Regions from separate parts of the Homo sapiens genome. Here region 1 is linked to region 2. Evidence: chromatin loops called from intact Hi-C (ENCODE). Cell type or tissue: dorsolateral prefrontal cortex. All regions are shown on one strand. Links, peaks and the distances in the headings refer to the core of each region. The heading gives the core; the rest is flanking DNA.

Region 1 (8,446 bases), core at 3,380-5,879, 100 kb before region 2:
AGGCGGGCAGATCACGAGGTTGGGAGATTGAGACCATCCTGGCTAACACGGTGAAATCCCGTCTCTACTAAAAATACAAAAAATTAGCTGGGTGTGGTGGCGGCGCCTGTAGTCCCAGCTACTTGGGAGGCTGAGGCAGGAGAATGGCGTGAACGTGGGAGGCAGAGCTTGCAGTGAGCGGAGATCATGCCACTGCACTCCAGCCTGGGCGACAGAGCGAGACTCCATCTCAAAAAAAAAAAAAAAAGTTACCAAAAGTCCTCTATACCTTTCCCCCATAACTTCCCCTCCTCAGGTAAACACTGCCCGGATTTGAGGTCTGTCCTTTCCTCAGTCTACTTTGATACACATATACCATTTCTTTAGCAATCTGTGACATCATTTTGCATGTTGCAAAACGTTTACAAATAATACTGTACTGTTCATACCCTGCTGGAATTCTCTGCTTCTGCTCAATATTTTAAATGAGATTCACCCAGGTTAACACTTGTAGCTCTAATAAGTTCCTTTGCACTCCTGTATAATGTGAGTAGGTCACTTCTTTCTGCTCCTTTTTGTTTTTCACTTTCCAAATTGCCTCCATGGGGCTGGTGTTACTTTGACCATCGAGATGAGTTGGGCAAGGGAGAAACATCCTCCACATGCCTCCTCCCGACTCCTCCTAAGTTTTTGCTCTTGGGGGGTGACGGTGTTGAGTCAGGAACCTGGAAGCATTCGCCAGTCCACTCCTCTCCCAGCCAATGATGCAGTCCTGCTGGCAGCCCTCCTAACGCCCCTCAGACTCTGCAGTATCCTCTTCACTCTCCAGGCCTCACAGCAGGAGCCCACCTTTCTTGCCTATATTGTGGTGCTGTATTTGCCCAGCTTTCTCTTTGTCTTGCCTCAGTCCAAGTTCACCTTCATTCATCCCAACTGCTAATATCCCAGGCCAGGCTACCATCATCTCATACTTGTATTACTTTGCCAGTTTCATTACTGGTGAAACTAGACCAGCCTCCAGCCTCATTGTCAGAAGATTTTCTTAAAACAGAAACTTGTACCTGATCAAATCCCCTCCCCTCCACTTTAAAAATCCTTCAGTGACTTCTCATTGTCTTCAGGATGAAATCCAAACCCCGAAGCATGACATACAAGACTCTCCTTGTGATCTGATCCCACCTGGCCAGCCTCATCTCCTAAGACCACAGCCATCTCCTAAGACCGCAGCACTAACGAGCTGTTGAAATTCTGCAGGCGGGCTGTGCACCCCCTCACCTTGCAATGGTTTCCTCTGAGTATGCTTGTTCTGCCTTTCCTCGCCTGGGCAATGTTAGCCACGGGTCCTTCAAGACACAGCTCAGCTGAGCTGAGAAGCCTCAGGAGGCCTTTCTTGAGCCTCCACCCATCTGAGTGGGGCTCCTTGCTCTGTGGCCCTCAGCATCCGTTCCATTTGTGGCTCCCATGTCAAACTCACACTGTTGGAACACTTCTATGTTACTGCCATGGATGAAGAATCCAAGGTCATGATTTAACCCACTAGTAATGTGTCTCTCTTCTTCCCCAACCAGAGTTGGGCTCCCAGAGAGCAAGGGCTGTGCCTTGTACTCTGGATCCCCAGGGCCCAGCTCAGTGCCCACTCTTGGCAGTGCTGGGTAAATGCTGGATGGACTGAATCAGGCTGCCTGGGGAAATGTGAGGGCCACACACCATTAGAAATGCTAAAGGGCAATATGATCTCATTACTGGAATGACTGAGAAGCCAGTACCCTGAACGTGGCTTTCCCACATCACTGAAGTCCATCTCTTTGTGCCAAAAATACTTGCATGTAGTAATTTATAGGGAACATTTTGTAAAACCATTCTATGCCAGCTGATATTTGGCCAATATTCTCTTATATACCTGGCTGTGTTGTTTACAACCACATTTATCCTCATAGGCCAATGCCTATGCCCTGTGGTTGTTAAATATTTTCAATGTCACTCCTTATTGTATGTTTCCTTAAATTTTTAAAGTAAGCAATACAGATGTTTCCAGCATTTCCATGTTTCCATGCATGCTCTGTTATAATGAGCACCTATTCTTACATAGTAAAATCCAGTCAAGGGTTTCTCCTTACATCAGCGGGCCCCATATGGCTCAGCTTTTTTATGGACACCTGATATCCCTTCTATCAATAACATTTGCTCTCATCTGTCATTTCTCAGTTGACGAGGGCAAGTTCTGTGTTTGCAGCAGTGAATATCTCTTACAGTGATATTCAGAATTGTCACTGGGAGCAGGACTGAAGGCAGCCAGGAAAAGCCACCTGCCTTAAGGAGGCTATGGATCCATCCATCCCCACCAACCCCTGACCCTCCCTCCTCTCCTTTCACCTTCTGCCTCCGCCTGGTTGCTACAGGTCAGTGCTGGTGGAATTGATCGGAAGATGGGTACCAGAGAAGCTGGATTATCTCTGCCATCTCTAAGCAGAAGCCTAATCATTTAAAAAACCAACCAAGAAACCTCACCTTGTTCTTATGTGATAAGTACCAGCCAAGTCAGGATACTTTATATAACAGCTTATTTCAGAGGGTTTCCTTCAGCAAGCAAGTCAGGAATATTTTTTCCTAGTGTTTACTAACAGCTCCTAGTCATGCTCAAAATACTTGCCGGAAATTCTACTGAAATTAGACCCTCAAGAGTTTCAGAGAAAATGCAGCATGACATTATAAATGATAAATAATGTGAAATTAGACACCGCGGAGAACTGCATATTTGGCCGTTTCAAGTTCTAGGCCTCTTTCCTTTCCTCTCATAAGAGCCAGCTTATGTGGAGGTAGGCTGCCTGAAGGTTATACATTTTCAGTTTATAATATCTGCTCTTAACAATAAATATTATATTTCTATACAACTGCTCCATTGTTCCCCCCAACAAATCTCACTAGACAGTTCCCCTTGGCCAGCAAGAATTACTTTCAGAAGGAAATAATCCCCGCAACCTCAGTGATTTGTAAGTGGGTAAGACTCAGCCTAAGATGAAAACACACCAGTGATCCGAGTCTTCATTTTTAATTTCAGCATTCACTTGCAATAGGAGGAAAACCAAATTAATTTTCCACTTTACTTCATTGGCAAACTATTTCTCACTTTGCTGAAGGTTCGAGGCACGGTGATAAATGGTGAATAATAAGCTGCCGACGCGCACGGTGCATGGTTGGAGGCCCTGAGACTTCATCTTAATGGGCAGTCCTGTCCCACCACCAGGAAGCCTCGTCACTGTGTCCAGTCCTGACTCACAATGGCCTTCAGGGCCATTGGAGGGCATAGGTCTCAAACCAGAATGACCCCATGGGCATCATCGAAAATGTAACCCTACTAAGAGAGCCCCAGCACGGTGCTTCTTTAGTGACGGCAGAGGAACCAAAGCCATCCCCATGGAGACGCCTGCTCTTCTGTGCTAGAGGTCAGCAAACGTCTTCTGAAAGGGCCAGAGAGTCAATATCATAGGCTTTGCAGGCCATGCTGTCTCTGTTGCTGCTACTCAACTCTGCACCATGGTGTGAGACCTTCCCTGGATGATATGTCAACCAATGGGCGTGGATGCATTCCAACAGAATTTTATTTCTGGACATTGAAACGTGGATTTTGTATAATTTTTGCATGGCATAAAAGATTATGCTTCTTTTAATCCATTTTAAATGTAGAAAACATGCTTAGCTCAGAGGTCTTACAGAATCAGGGAACCTGATCTTCTAGGACAGTATCTATTCACCCTACAAAGCCTATGTTGGGAGTACATCCCTCTAGCTGTTTGGATGAAACCAAACTCTCACAGGTAATTTAAGACACAAGTACAATGCATCCCTCCACTTCCTGTCACTGGTTTTTACCACCTGCTCGCAAAGAGGTGGTCAGAGTGGACAAACAATTCAGTCACCATGTGCAGCCAAAGGTACCATAACAGCTGGAAAAAAATCAGGAGACTTCTGGAAGAATCTTTAGAAAGTACACCAAGAATATAATTCATAACCTGCCGCTGTTTCCAAAGTGTGGGCCCTCAACCTCTAATTAATCTTAATAGCACTGCTGACTGCTTCTGCTCTTGGTATCATGATGAAAATTCACCACACATTTCATTCAAGCACACGTGAGGCTTGAATACCTTAGAAGAGAGTGATTCCATGGAGATGAAATTGCAAAGCGGCAAGCTGGCTGAAATTCTGCAGCTCACAGAGGAGACTGTGGGTGTGAAATTGTAGGCAATTACATTTTATCACTGCTACACAAGTTTCTGCTGAATTCATTAAAATTTGCTCCCAGAATCGGGTTGGAGGACTGTGGAATTCCGATGACAAAAACGAAAGCAGATTTTCACTCTCCGTGCTGCAGGAGCCACAGAAAGTCCGCAGTGCAATGAGGTTTGGATGTGACTGAGAAATGTCATCTCCTGGAACTGCAGCTGCAAATTAAACAAGGGACTCTCTCACAGAAACAATGACTGCATTCCAAGCAGAGAGAATCAGGGAACAGAGAGGACAGGCAAACAGTGGACAGTTGTGTGCCTGACACAGAGGGAGCAGGCCCCTTTCCCCGGGCCCCGGGTGGCCTGCTGAGCGCCAGTCAACACCTCCAGACAGGAGCACAGGAAGAGAGGAGAGGTGTAAATTTGGAAGTTAAGTTAGAAAGAACCCCCCACTGAGAGATGAATTAGAGATGCAAAAGCTATGACCAGAAAGGTCTTCCTAATTAGAAAACTGAGGAAAGATCTTGGGCCTGACATGAAGCGTTCATTTTGGCTTCAGCACCTCAGCTGGAGAGTCCTGGGTGCCGCCCTCCCGCTGAAGTGCTGACAGCGTTCTCTCCCCTCTGCCCAAGTGGCGACAGGCTGCCCAGAGGCCACTGCAGGCCCAGCAGCTTCCTGCCGGCGTTAGTTTATCCAGAACCTCTATGAGCATGGCCCAGAGGGTCCCTAATGGAGGGAGAATGCGGCCCTCATCTCACTGCTGCGTGCACGTGCTAGCATCTGCCAACTTCCCACATCCAAACTGATTTGCCTAGCCACCCCCTGCCCTCCCTTACCCCCTGCCCTCCCTTAGACTGTATGGAAGCCAAGTCCAAAGGCTGGGCCTCTCCCTAGAGTGGACATCCACAACCAACACTCTGCCTTCTTCCCTCACCAAGACGAACCTGCTAACCACACAGGCAATGAGACATTCCTCTTAACAGAATCCCTCATTCCTGCAGATAGCATGAGACAGAACAGTCCCAGACAAGCCAGCTGGAAATCCAGTCTCCATTAATTGCTACCTGTGGCACCCTGGGTGGCCCAAGTGACCTTGCTGATATGCAGATTGTCCCACCTGTCAAACGGGCACAGAGCAATCTGCAGACGCTCAATGAGCAGTTCCTCTCCCTTCCCTGGGATAGGACTATTTTGGATTCTGAAGGCACAATCAGTTTTAATGGGCACCAGTTGTGTGGTTACAGACAATTCTCCTATAGCCTGCTGCTAAGAGGCCTATAACCCACCTGACAGTCAGCAATATCCAGGGAGCAGAGCCTGCCAGAGCTCCCCAACCAGGACAGTAAAACCATCAGGCGAGCCCCTTCTTTCACAATTTACCAAATGCACATAACCCCATCTGCCAACCTGAGGCTGCACTCGCACACAGCGCAGAGACCAAGATTCCCAGAGGAAGGGTGTCTGACTGAACTCACTTCTCCCAGCCACCGGCAGTGGCATGCTGCCACCCACTCTCATGGGCTGGGCGGAGGGACCCACGTACATTGCTTTCCATGGCTGTGCAGGTGACATCACACATGCACATGATGTCACATTGATGACTTGAAACCAGCCCCGGAGTATTTACACCACAGAAAGTGGCAAATGCTACAACTCGGGGCAAAATTCCCCACCCGCACTCCAGCTGGTTGTTGTTTAAAGTGACCAGCACATGCTGGGCACGTCCACTCACTGCCTTGGGCCCCAAGAGGGGAGTTCATTGGCACTGCAGTAGCGTGGGGCTAAAGAGGGGCCACTCGTCCACCGCACGCCTGCCACCCCCACCCTCACACCGCATCTGGCCTGTGACAGAATGAGCCTTGAGACCCCAGCTTTTACCCCCAAGATGCAGTGAAATAGATCCTGGGCAGCCCAGGCCAAGCCCTGCCTTAGCTTGATCAGGGTTTAACCAGAGCCATAAATGGCCACATGCAAAGCTCCTGTGGTCACTGGGTGTGCAGCGTGGGAAAGAAGGGCTCTGACCTCTGGAGCCTGTTTTTCTATCTATAACAAAAGGACAATCACAGTCAAATCCTTAGAGGGTTTGTGTGAGGATTCAAGGGGATTATTTGTGTGAAAATGTGTGGACCACCTGGTGGCCGTGAGCCCAATCCACATTGATGGCTGTGATAGAGGTGGCTATGATGAGCAAATATCCTGTCTGCCTGCTCAGCAAAGGGATCTGTGAGCACTAAACATAGGAACACAACCCATGGTATCCTGCCTCCAGCGTTTGCTCATTTGCCCACTGTGAAACTATTTGGTCCTGAGGCCAGAGGAATTGGCGGCGGCAGCTGATGGACATCCTGCACTCATTAACCAACACCGACCGAGGATCAGCCAGTAGCAGCCCTGCCTTCAAGTGGCTCACAGTCCTGTGCAGGGCCAGATGAGTAAAGGCCATGACCACGGAAGCTGAGAACAGGCGTTCTCAATCTCAGCACTGCTGACCCCTGGGGCCAGAGCAGTCTCTGCATGAGGGCTGTCCTGTGCCTTGTGGGAAGTTAGCAGCATCCGTGGCCTCCACCCACTGGATGCCCGTAGTCCCCATCCCACCCCAGGTGTGAAAACCACAAATGTCTCCAGACATTGCAAATGGCTCCCACTCGCTATCTGTCTGCTTGGGGAGACATGGACCAGGAACAGGGCTCTAGACCACAGGCCCTGTAGATCTGCAGGCTCGGAAGAAATCCGGAGAAGCATATGCCAAAATGTCAGCAGCAACTTTCCTCTCCACGCTGAGCATTTTAGTCTCTGTGGGCTTTGTAACCATCCAGATGAACATCAAGAATGGAGACCCAGCCCACCAGGTTGTGGTGAGCACAGAAGAGGGTCTAGAAGTGGTGACTCTAACCTGGGTCCCAAAGGCAGCAGCAGCAAAGTCCCACTGTGGGTGCCATCCTCCTTCCATTGCAAACACAAACCAACAGCCAAGCCTGCAAACCTTCAAGGAACAAACAGCTTGGCTCTCAGAGGAGGCCATAGTCTCATCCAAGCAGCATGTAGCCCGAGTCCCTGGAGTTTGTGTCCTGGCGCCCACCCAGTGTGAACCTTGCCTTCAACAGCAAAGAAAGGGCCCACCTTTTGCAGCCTGGAGAAGTTCCCAGATTGAAACCATAGCAACCTCCTCCATCTCATGTGGAAGTGGCCAGCCTTGCTCCACAGCCACCCAGACACACGACTGGCTTTGGGCTTCCTTCTCTCTGCCTCCTACATATGTGTGGCCTGACTACTGAGTGTCCTTCACTCATCCCCACCCTCCTGAAGGCGTCCAATTAAAGACTGAAATGAAGACCTCTTTGCATGACTCAATTACAAGTTTAGGAATAAGACTCTCTCTCTCTATATATATATTATATATTATATAAAATATATATTATATATAATATATAAAATATATTATATATAATATATAAAATATATATTATATATAATATATAAAATATAAAATATATATAATATATAAAATATAAAATATATATAATATATAAAATATAAAATATATATTATATATAATATATATAATATATATTATATATTATATAAAATATATAATATATAATATATAAAATATATATTATATATAATATATAAAATATATATTATATAATATATAAAATATATATTATATAATATATAATATAAATATAATATTAAATATGTAATATAATATTTATATTACATATTATGTAATATAATATTTATATTACATATTATGTAATATAATTTTTATATTACATATTATGTAATATAATATTTATTATATTATATATTTATATTATATATTATATTATATATTATATATTTATATTATATATTATATTATATATATTATATATTTATATTATATATAATATATAATATATAATATATATTATTTTATATAATAATATATATTATATATATTATATTATATATAATATATATTATATATATTATATATATTATACACACACACACACACACACACAAACTTGTGCATCAGTCAATTTGCTGTCACCCTCCCTAAAAACAAGGCACTTGTAGAACACCGAGCTCTGCTTTTTAAAAATGCCCTTCATTATTAGCATCTGGAAAACTGGCACGTTTCCAGTGAAACGAGAAACTTCGCACTCTGCGGTCCAGGCTCTGCACTTGTGGTAGCTTAAGGAACTTCAAAGCTCCTTGTTGTTTGAACAAATTGGAAACAGAAAACAAAGGATGAA
Region 2 (8,446 bases), core at 3,135-5,634:
GCCTTGAAAACTAGCGCAATATGAGGCAGCCAACCTAGAGCCATGCACTGAGAAGCTGGCAGTTTCCAGAAAGCATCAGTGAGGAGTTGAGTGCATTTGTGGCTAAAATAAGGGGATCTGTGAACTTTCTGTAAATTGAGGGCTGAATCAGAGGCATCTGAGCCCTGACATAGGCCCTTGGTTGCCAATGCACTTGCCCCTGGCTGCTGGCTACTCTGCTGGGAGGTGGTTGCTTGCATTAGACATAAAATAGCAAGCGACGTGTTGTTTACTTTGAGAAAATATTTCTCCCATTTGTCTTCGGCCCTATTGGTTTCTCTAATACGTTATTATTCCTAAATTTGGGATATTTTCCAAGATACTCATTTTTAGAGCTGTCTCAAAGTCCTTTCTAGATGGAGAAGAGATATAAATTAGACTCACAGAGAGGAAATTAAATAATTCTGCTTTTTGGAATTGGATTAATGAAAACATTGATCATACAAAGTGACCTTCATTTTTAGCTTCATTTGGACAAACTAGAGCTGTTACCTGTTTGTCCATCTGTCTGTCTGTGATCACTGAAAAATGAGTGAATCTGTAATAGAGACTAATGTAAGTATTGAATCAAGGAAGATCTCTTACATGCACTGACTAATCAACCATCATGCACCCTGGCCCCAGGTGCTCATCTAACACATACCGCATGCACTTCTGTTTATTCATTTCTTCGTTCATAATGCATCCCACAAACGTCTACTGAGTGCTGGTCTGGTGCCAGGGGCACATGGTGAGCTAGAGCAGATGATGTGCACTTTGCCTCATGGAGCTCCCAGACAGAGACTCCAACCTACGTGCTTTCAATCCCAAGGGCTCCTTCTATTTCCTTTACTCCACAGATGCAAAAATTTAAAATATAGTGTGGCAGGCCAAATACTCAGATGATTTTTAAGATTCCCCTTGGTGTACACGCCCTACATGTTCCCCTGTCTTTGATGGTGAAAAGATCCTATGAATATGACGGGCTATCATATCCATGATTAAGTTACATTATATGGCAAAAGGGTTGGGTTTTACTGACATAATTAAGGCTACTAATCAGTTGACATTGAGTCAATCAAAAGGGAGATTATATCAGACAGGCCTGACCTAGTCAGGTGAGCCTTTTATAGAAGTCAGAGAGATTCAAAGTAGCAGAGATTCTCCTTCTGGCCTTGAAGAAGCAAACAACGTATTGTGAGCTGCCCACGGCTAGAGCCTCAGACAGGGACCTGAAGCAGTCCTCTAAAAGCTGAGAATGTCTCTGGCTAACAGCCAGTAAGAAAATGGGGACTTCAGCCCTGTAGCCACAAGGAACTGAATTCTGCCAAGAACCAGTGATCTTGGAAGAGGATCCCAAAGCCTCAGAGATCACAGTCTCAGGTGACACCTTGATTCAACCTGAAGACATCCTAATCAGAGAAGCCATCTAACCTACACCAGGACTTCTGATCTACAAATAATCAATGGTGTTGTTTTAAGCTGCTATGTATGTAATAATTTGTTAGGCAGCAATAAAAAACAAATACAGATTGTGTCTGCCAGATTTTTTCCTTTTTCTAATAGCCAATCATAACAGACACAATACATGATCCTGCCTTAAATTGATATCATCTCAGTCATAAGTACAGCAGCTAGCTGCTTCAGTTAATTTGTGCATGGTGATCATTTCCCTTGGACTGGAGAACCCCTACTGTTAACCCTGTGGACCATGATTTTGGAAACACTTAACGTGGCATGGGACAACCTTGAGAATCTGGCTTCTGCTATTGTATGCTTGACACAAATGTCATTAACTTGGAAAACTTTTAGCCATTATTTCTTCAAATCTTTTTTCTTCTCACTCCTCCCCCACATTCTTTCTGTGTATCTAATCATATGTGTGTTGGGCTTCTTGATATCATCCTCCAGGTCACAGGAGCAGCATCCATAAAGTACTAGTTACAATTTGCCTGCACCCAGGGGCCACGTCTTTGTGCCATGGCTCTATGATAGAGTTGGAGATGGCAGGAAAACATATGTTCAAACTTGGACAACAACAACAACTCATTTTCATGGGGTACAGCCTCCATGCCAATTCCAAGGCTCAACCCTTTATATAGGTTATCTCTTTTAATGCCCCCAGCAACGCTATAAGGCAGATATTATCATTGTTCATATGAATACAGATGAGAAAACTAGGCTCAAAGAGAACAAGAAAATTGCCAAGGTCACTCAGCTAGTAAGAACCCAGACAGTCTCGACCCAGTGCTCTTTCTCTTAATCACACCACCACCTGTCATCTGCCATCTCTTCTCTCCCTTGGTTTGGCTGAAATGTGGATATGGTTTCCCCACAAGTTCCCAATTCCCTGATGGAAATTGACCAAAATGATGTCAGATAGATCTTACAGTGCTCTTTCTCTCTTGCTGTCTCTCCCTCTCTGAATCTCACTCTTGCTCTCTCTCTCTTTTTTTTTTTTTCTCTCTTGTCTTCATTTTGGAAAGTTCATTGATCTTTTCTTCTGCAGCATCCAATCTGCTGTTAATCCCACCCAGTAAAATTTCCATTTTAGATAGTGTCATTTTTTTCTTATCAAGAAGTTCTTTTTTAAAAATCATCTATTTCTTGCCCCATTATGGTGATGTCTTTTCTTAAATCCTTGAATTTAAAGGGCAAACAATATAATTATAATATTTGTAATAGCCTTTTAATAGATCATTGCTTGCTAATTCTCTCATTTGCATCATTAATGAATCTGTTTTTACTAACCAGTATTATCTTGGTTATGAGTCATATGCTCTGGATTCTTTGAATGTTTAGTAATTTTGATTGGATGACAGACATTGTAAATTTTATATTATTGCTTGCTGGATTTTGTTGTAGTCTTGTTAAAAAAAAAAAAAGTTGAACTTTGTTTGCCAGCTAAACCACTTGAGGAATGGCTTGATTATTTCAACAACTGGTTTTAAAATTATTATGGGTGGATCTAGGGTAGCCTTTACTGAGGCTAGTTTAGCCGCACTACTAAGACATGACCCTCCTCGGGGCTCTACGTGATTTTCCCTGTATTCAGTGAGGTCTCTACATTCCAGGTGGTAAAGGACCCGAATGATTCATGGCTCTGAGGTAGTGCTGAGAAAGGCTCATCTCACAGCTCCCCAGTAAGATGTTCTTTCCTTGCCAGTTTTCTCTGTCTGGTCATAGAGACTTTCTCCCTACACAGCACAGATTAATTTTCAGCCAGACTTAAGAGGGCCTGAAGCAAACTTCTGGAGCTGTTTTTTTTCCTCTCAAGAAGTGTGCCTTGCAAATAACAGTCACATCCTGTGTCTTCTCAGCTCAGAGAGACTACTGGGTTCTGTTTAGGTTTTCCCTTCCTGTGCCCCCGTTCAGAAATTGCCATTCCTTCTGCCTAAAATGTCCTCCCCTTCCCTATTTGCCTATACTCTCTCTGTCCCCCCACGCCTGGAAACCTCCCACTCTTCCATAAAGAATGTGCCCAGAGGTCTCCTCCATGCATTCTTGCTGAGTTCTCTGGATCCACAATCTGTGTAGACACCCTGGCCTGGCATCATTGGGATGGGTGCCTCCGTGCATTCTTGCTGAGTTCTCTGGATCCACAATCTGTGTAGACACCCTGGCCTGGCATCATTGGGATGGGTGCCTCCGTGCATTCTTGCTGAGTTCTCTGGATCCACAATCTGGGTAGACACCCTGGCCTGGCATCATTGGGATGGGTGCCTCCTTGATCAGATGATAAGCCTCTTTGTCCTCTGTGTCCCCGGCACCTACCACAGTTCCTGGCACACAGTAGGTCCTTAATACATATTTGTTACAAGAGCCAGCCCAGGTGTTTCCTCTTTAATCTGTCTGCTCCACTAGAGGAGGAAGAGGACCTAGAGTGGCAAAAACAGAGGGTGGTAAGAACACATGTGGTCCTCAGAACTGTAAGGAAGTTATCAGTGAGAAAGCTGCGGAGGGACAAATGTCTCAATCAGAAGGAAAGAGAAAGAGCACCCGATTTAGAGGGGCATGATAACTGCTCCTAATCACTTGATCCTGGTGTAGTTGACTTTCTCTGTAGTTAGCTCTGAACCTCCCTGGGTTCTAGCTGTTGTTGTCAGGAGATGTGCTGCCCCCGACCCAGCACCACGTGAGAAGTATAATCTGCAGAAGAAGACGTAACATAGATGGAATCCTCCTTCCGCCGCTCCTAACTGTGTCACTGTGCAGCCTGCACCATCTCTCTGGCCTCACAGAATTTTCTCTTTGGAAAAATAGGCCTCATGTGTCTCACACAGCTGTGGTGAGCTTCAATGAGGCAATTCAGGAAATCAGCTGACACCCGCCTCTTTTGTTCCATCTCCGTCTCTCAGCTCTCCTTGCACGCAGTGGTCCTGGCTTCCACACTGTCCTCTCTGACTCACATCTGCCCCCACCCCCTGCCCTTCTACACACCAGTTTTCTTAACATGGACAATTCAGCTGGCTTTTTTGTGACTTCCTTTGGGGTTCATGCGGTTGGAAAATATTGGTCTAGAACTTGCAGATCATGGGTTCAGAACTGCAAAAAACCACCAAGTACCCTATTTAAAAACATAGATTTCTGGATGCCACCCCTCCCAGAACCCAGGGGTCTGAATTCTCAGAAAGTTCTAAGGATTCTAAAGTACACTAAGGTGTGAGGGCCATGCAATCTTCCATAAGATGGTAAAACCCCATTTAGATCCTTGCCCCTAGGGAGGTCCATTTTATGTCGAAAATGCCTCATTAATGCTTTCTACCTTAGCCCTAGCTTTATCGTGAGGGAATCAGGTGTGGAAGAACTCACACTCTCAAGAGTCTCTTGTCCGTGATGGAATTTGCAGCTGGCCCCAGGAGTAGGCGTGCTCTAAATGAAAACTGTGCATTCAGGTCCTGGCCAATTTGATGACTAATCTCTGAATTGCTTGGGGGATGGAGATTACCCTGAGCCAAGAATATAGAAGGTCATAAGTCTCTGTGACCTGACGCTCTGAGTGTGGGGAAGCAGGGAAAGGAAGTGTTTTGCCCCAATTTAAACAAGACCTGCTTACAAAGCAGCAGCACCCATAAATCACTGGTTACAATTCGCCTGCACCCAGGGGCCACTTCTTGGTGCCGTGGCTCTGTGTCACTTTCACGGGGTACAGCCTCCATGCTAGCCCCAAGACTTAACCCTTTATATAGGTTATCTCTTGTAATGCCCCCAGCAACGCTATAAGGCAGATATTATCATTTTTCCTATGAACACAGATGAGAAAACTAGGCTCAAAGAGAAGAAAATTGCCAAGGTCACTTAGCTGGTGAGAGCCCAGACAGCCTCAACCCGGTGCTCTTTCTCTTAACCACACCACCACCTTTCATCTGCCGTCTCTTCTCTCCCTTAGTTTGGCTGAAATGTGGATATGGTCTCCCCACAAGTTCCCAATTCCCTGGTGGAAATTTACCAAAATGATGTCAGATAGACCTTATAAGCCTTAGCTGCCAATGCCCTGGGTCAGCTCACACTTGACCTCTCATTAAATACTGTCCATTGTAGCGAGATTGGAGACCTCACTCACCAGATTTCAGATATGCCTCCTGATGCAACAAAACTGACTTCAGACCTCTAACTCCTCACACCTCTTTAGGACCTTGCCCTCTGACAGGCAGCTCCAGTTGACAGGTGCAGGGAGGGCTGGAAGAATATGGCGACAGGGCAGCATTGAGACCCAAGTACAGCCATTTCATTTCCCTCTTGGCTCTTGGACTTCTCATGTCTGCATTTGAATGGAGGCCATCAGCCATTGCCAGTGGAGGCTGAGCTGAGGCTTCTAGGAGGAGCCCCAGCACCCACCAGACAGCAGGCAAGGCACAGGAGTGAGGCAGGGGCTCCCAGCCTGTTGGCAGAGTGGCAGAGCTCATGGAAGTCTTTATTGCCCTTTGTGAAACAGCCTTTTCTCAGCCCTCCTCAGGCTGGAGGTAGAGTCTTCACTGCAGTCAGAGCCATAAGCACATCACAGCAAAAATACTGCTTGGAGGCCGGGACTTCAGGGGGAAAGGTGAGACTCCAAAAGCTTTGATCTGGCTAAGCTCTTCAACTTGGTCTGGAAATAGGGAAAATTGTTTTGCACCTTTTGATAACTGTGAGAAGAAAGGAAATGTTCGCTTTACCTCCTGTTTGGTCTCAGTGACCTCTTTATTTCCTGAATCAAGTTCTCTTGAAGCCCAAGTACTTAACTTGAGTGCTTTTATTTTACAAGACTGAACGGTGTACTCCAACCACTGGAAAACATTCATCAAAGCCCAGAGCTAAGTTTCCAAACTATGGTGGGATATTGAAACCACTCTGGGAGACTTCTTCTTCCAGCCATGATAGAGTAACCAGACAACCGCTAGGAAACAATGATTTCCAGATATTGAACAACAAGCAATGCAGCACTATGACCCCTGAGAGGAGGAAAACAAGAGAGGTGAGTCCTACAATTGTCCCCACCTGGAGGCAGTGTCCAGGCTGCAGCTTAGGAGGGGAAACTCAGCTGAGCCTGGGGTCTTTGCTGAGTGGAGGAGGTAGAGACGGAAATTAGAGAGGCCAATGTAGCTGGAATTTAGGAAGAGGAGAACTGCAAAGGAGAATTCCAGCAGCCTGCAGGGAACTTCCCAGGTCTTTGCCTGAATACTGATCTGCACCTGCCCAAGAGAAAAATACCTGAAACCAAGAAAAGAACTTCCAGAAAGTGGTAGGTCACATCATTCAGGAGCTATTTGGAAGCAATTTAGGTTCCCGCCAGCCCAGGTACAAACACCTTGTCACACATGAGACATCAGGTAGAGTCCTCAGAAGGGTCATGTTGTAACACTGGGACTAAATTAGCCCACATCAGGGTTTCTAGGCCTCAACACCATGGACATTTTCAGCTAGGTAGTTCTTTGTTGCGGGGTTGAAGGTGGCACTGCCCTGTGCATTGTAGAATATTAGCTGCATCTCTGGCCTCTACCCATTAGCCACCAGTAGCATTTTCCCCAAGGTTGTCACAACCAAACTGTCTGCAGACATTACCAAATATCCCCAGGGTATTTCAACAAGCCCAAACAAATCGAAAAAATAAGCCTCAAAAGGGTCAAGCTGTTTTCAAATAACTTAACAAAATCAAACACCAAACAATGTAAGATTCACAATATCCAAAATTCAATTTTAAAATTACCTAGTGTGCAAAGAAGCATGACCCATAATCAGGAGGAAAATCAATCACTAGAAATGATGCAGAAATAACAGATGCTGATAAAATGAGGAGACAAGGACCTTAAAGCAGCTCAAGAAGGTAGAGGAAAGCATGAGCACGAGGAGGGGTGTGGGAGATGAAAGGAGTCACCTGGTAAGTGTTCTTCCTTGTTTGTCATTGCCAATGCCTTCACGCTGCTCTGGGCCCACTGAGTCACAATGGCCATGGCTGCACCAGAGGCATATGCAGTTCTTTAAAAAGTTCACTATGAGGCCAGGCACGGTGGCTCACACCTGTAATCCCAGCACTTTGGGAGATCAAGGCGGGCGGATCATGAGGTCAGGAGTTCGAGACCAGCCTGGCCAATATGGTAAAACCCCATCTCTACTAAAAGTACAAAAAAAATTAGCCGGGCATGGTGGCGGGTGCTTGTAATCCCAGCTACTCAGGAGGCTGAGGCAGGAGAATCATTTGAACCCGGGAGGCGGAGGTTGCAGTGAGCCAAGATCGTGCCACTGCACTCCAGCCTGGGCGACAGAGTGAGACCCTGTCTCAAAAAAAAAAAAGTTCACTATGATTCTACTCAGCCAGAATTCAGCACTACTGGCTAAACCCAATTTTTTTTTGTTTGTTTTGTTTTGTTTTGCTTTGGAAACAGAGTGTTGCTCTGTCGCCCAGGCTGGAGTGCAGTGGCACAATCTCGGCTCATTGCAAGCTCTGCCTCCCAGATTCATGCCATTCTCCTGCCTCAGCCTCCCGAGTAGCTGGGACTACAGGCACCTGCCACCACACCCAGCTAATTTTTTGTATTTTTAGTAGACACAGGGTTTCACTGTGTTAGCCAGGATGGTCTTGATCTCCTGACCTCGTGATCCACCCACCTCAGCCTCCCAAAGTGCTGGGATTACAGGCGTGAGCCACCACACCCAGCTGACTAAACCCAATTTTTTAAAAGAATGAATAGAAAAAGGAGATGGAAATGATGATGGAGATTTTGAAAAATATCAGGAGGCATGGCCAAATAGTGATTTCCAAATACAAAATCTTTCTTTGGCTCATTTAGTGATTAAAGGCATTAGAAACTGTCGCCTGTCAGAGGACAGATGGGTGAGCCTTAGCTGATGCATCTCAGCCTGCACCTACCATCAGAAAGGTCTCCACAATCAATCAGGAGATGCTCACTTACATTCACACCATAGGAGATATGAGCACATCACTGAATTC

The links. A loop is a pair of places that touch in the nucleus more often than their neighbours do. Peaks named below come from ENCODE experiments on the same cell type or tissue, not always from the same donor. Only the 100,000 strongest peaks of a DNase experiment are listed, where the experiment ranks them.
Region 1: it touches region 2 in a loop (4-fold over the local background); 5 of 110 quality-filtered maps call a loop at or near these places.

The regions. Positions count from the first base shown.
Region 1 is chr10:126,557,249-126,565,694 of GRCh38, forward strand. All of the region lies in intron 2 of C10orf90 (chromosome 10 open reading frame 90), which reads right to left. Among named protein-coding and RNA genes, the nearest start is that of C10orf90, 110 kb to the right of the region's middle. RefSeq lists an enhancer at 4,113-4,869. In dorsolateral prefrontal cortex, for the core only: no CTCF peak of the experiment used is centred there; a DNase peak (open chromatin) is centred at 4,513; H3K4me3 peaks cover 1,531 bases; H3K27ac peaks cover 2,500 bases.
Region 2 is chr10:126,659,204-126,667,649 of GRCh38, forward strand. The region is part of intron 1 of C10orf90 (chromosome 10 open reading frame 90); the gene reads right to left. Among named protein-coding and RNA genes, the nearest start is that of C10orf90, 7.3 kb to the right of the region's middle. In dorsolateral prefrontal cortex, for the core only: CTCF peaks have their summits at 4,403 and 4,604; a DNase peak (open chromatin) is centred at 4,358; H3K4me3 peaks cover 1,798 bases; H3K27ac peaks cover 2,500 bases.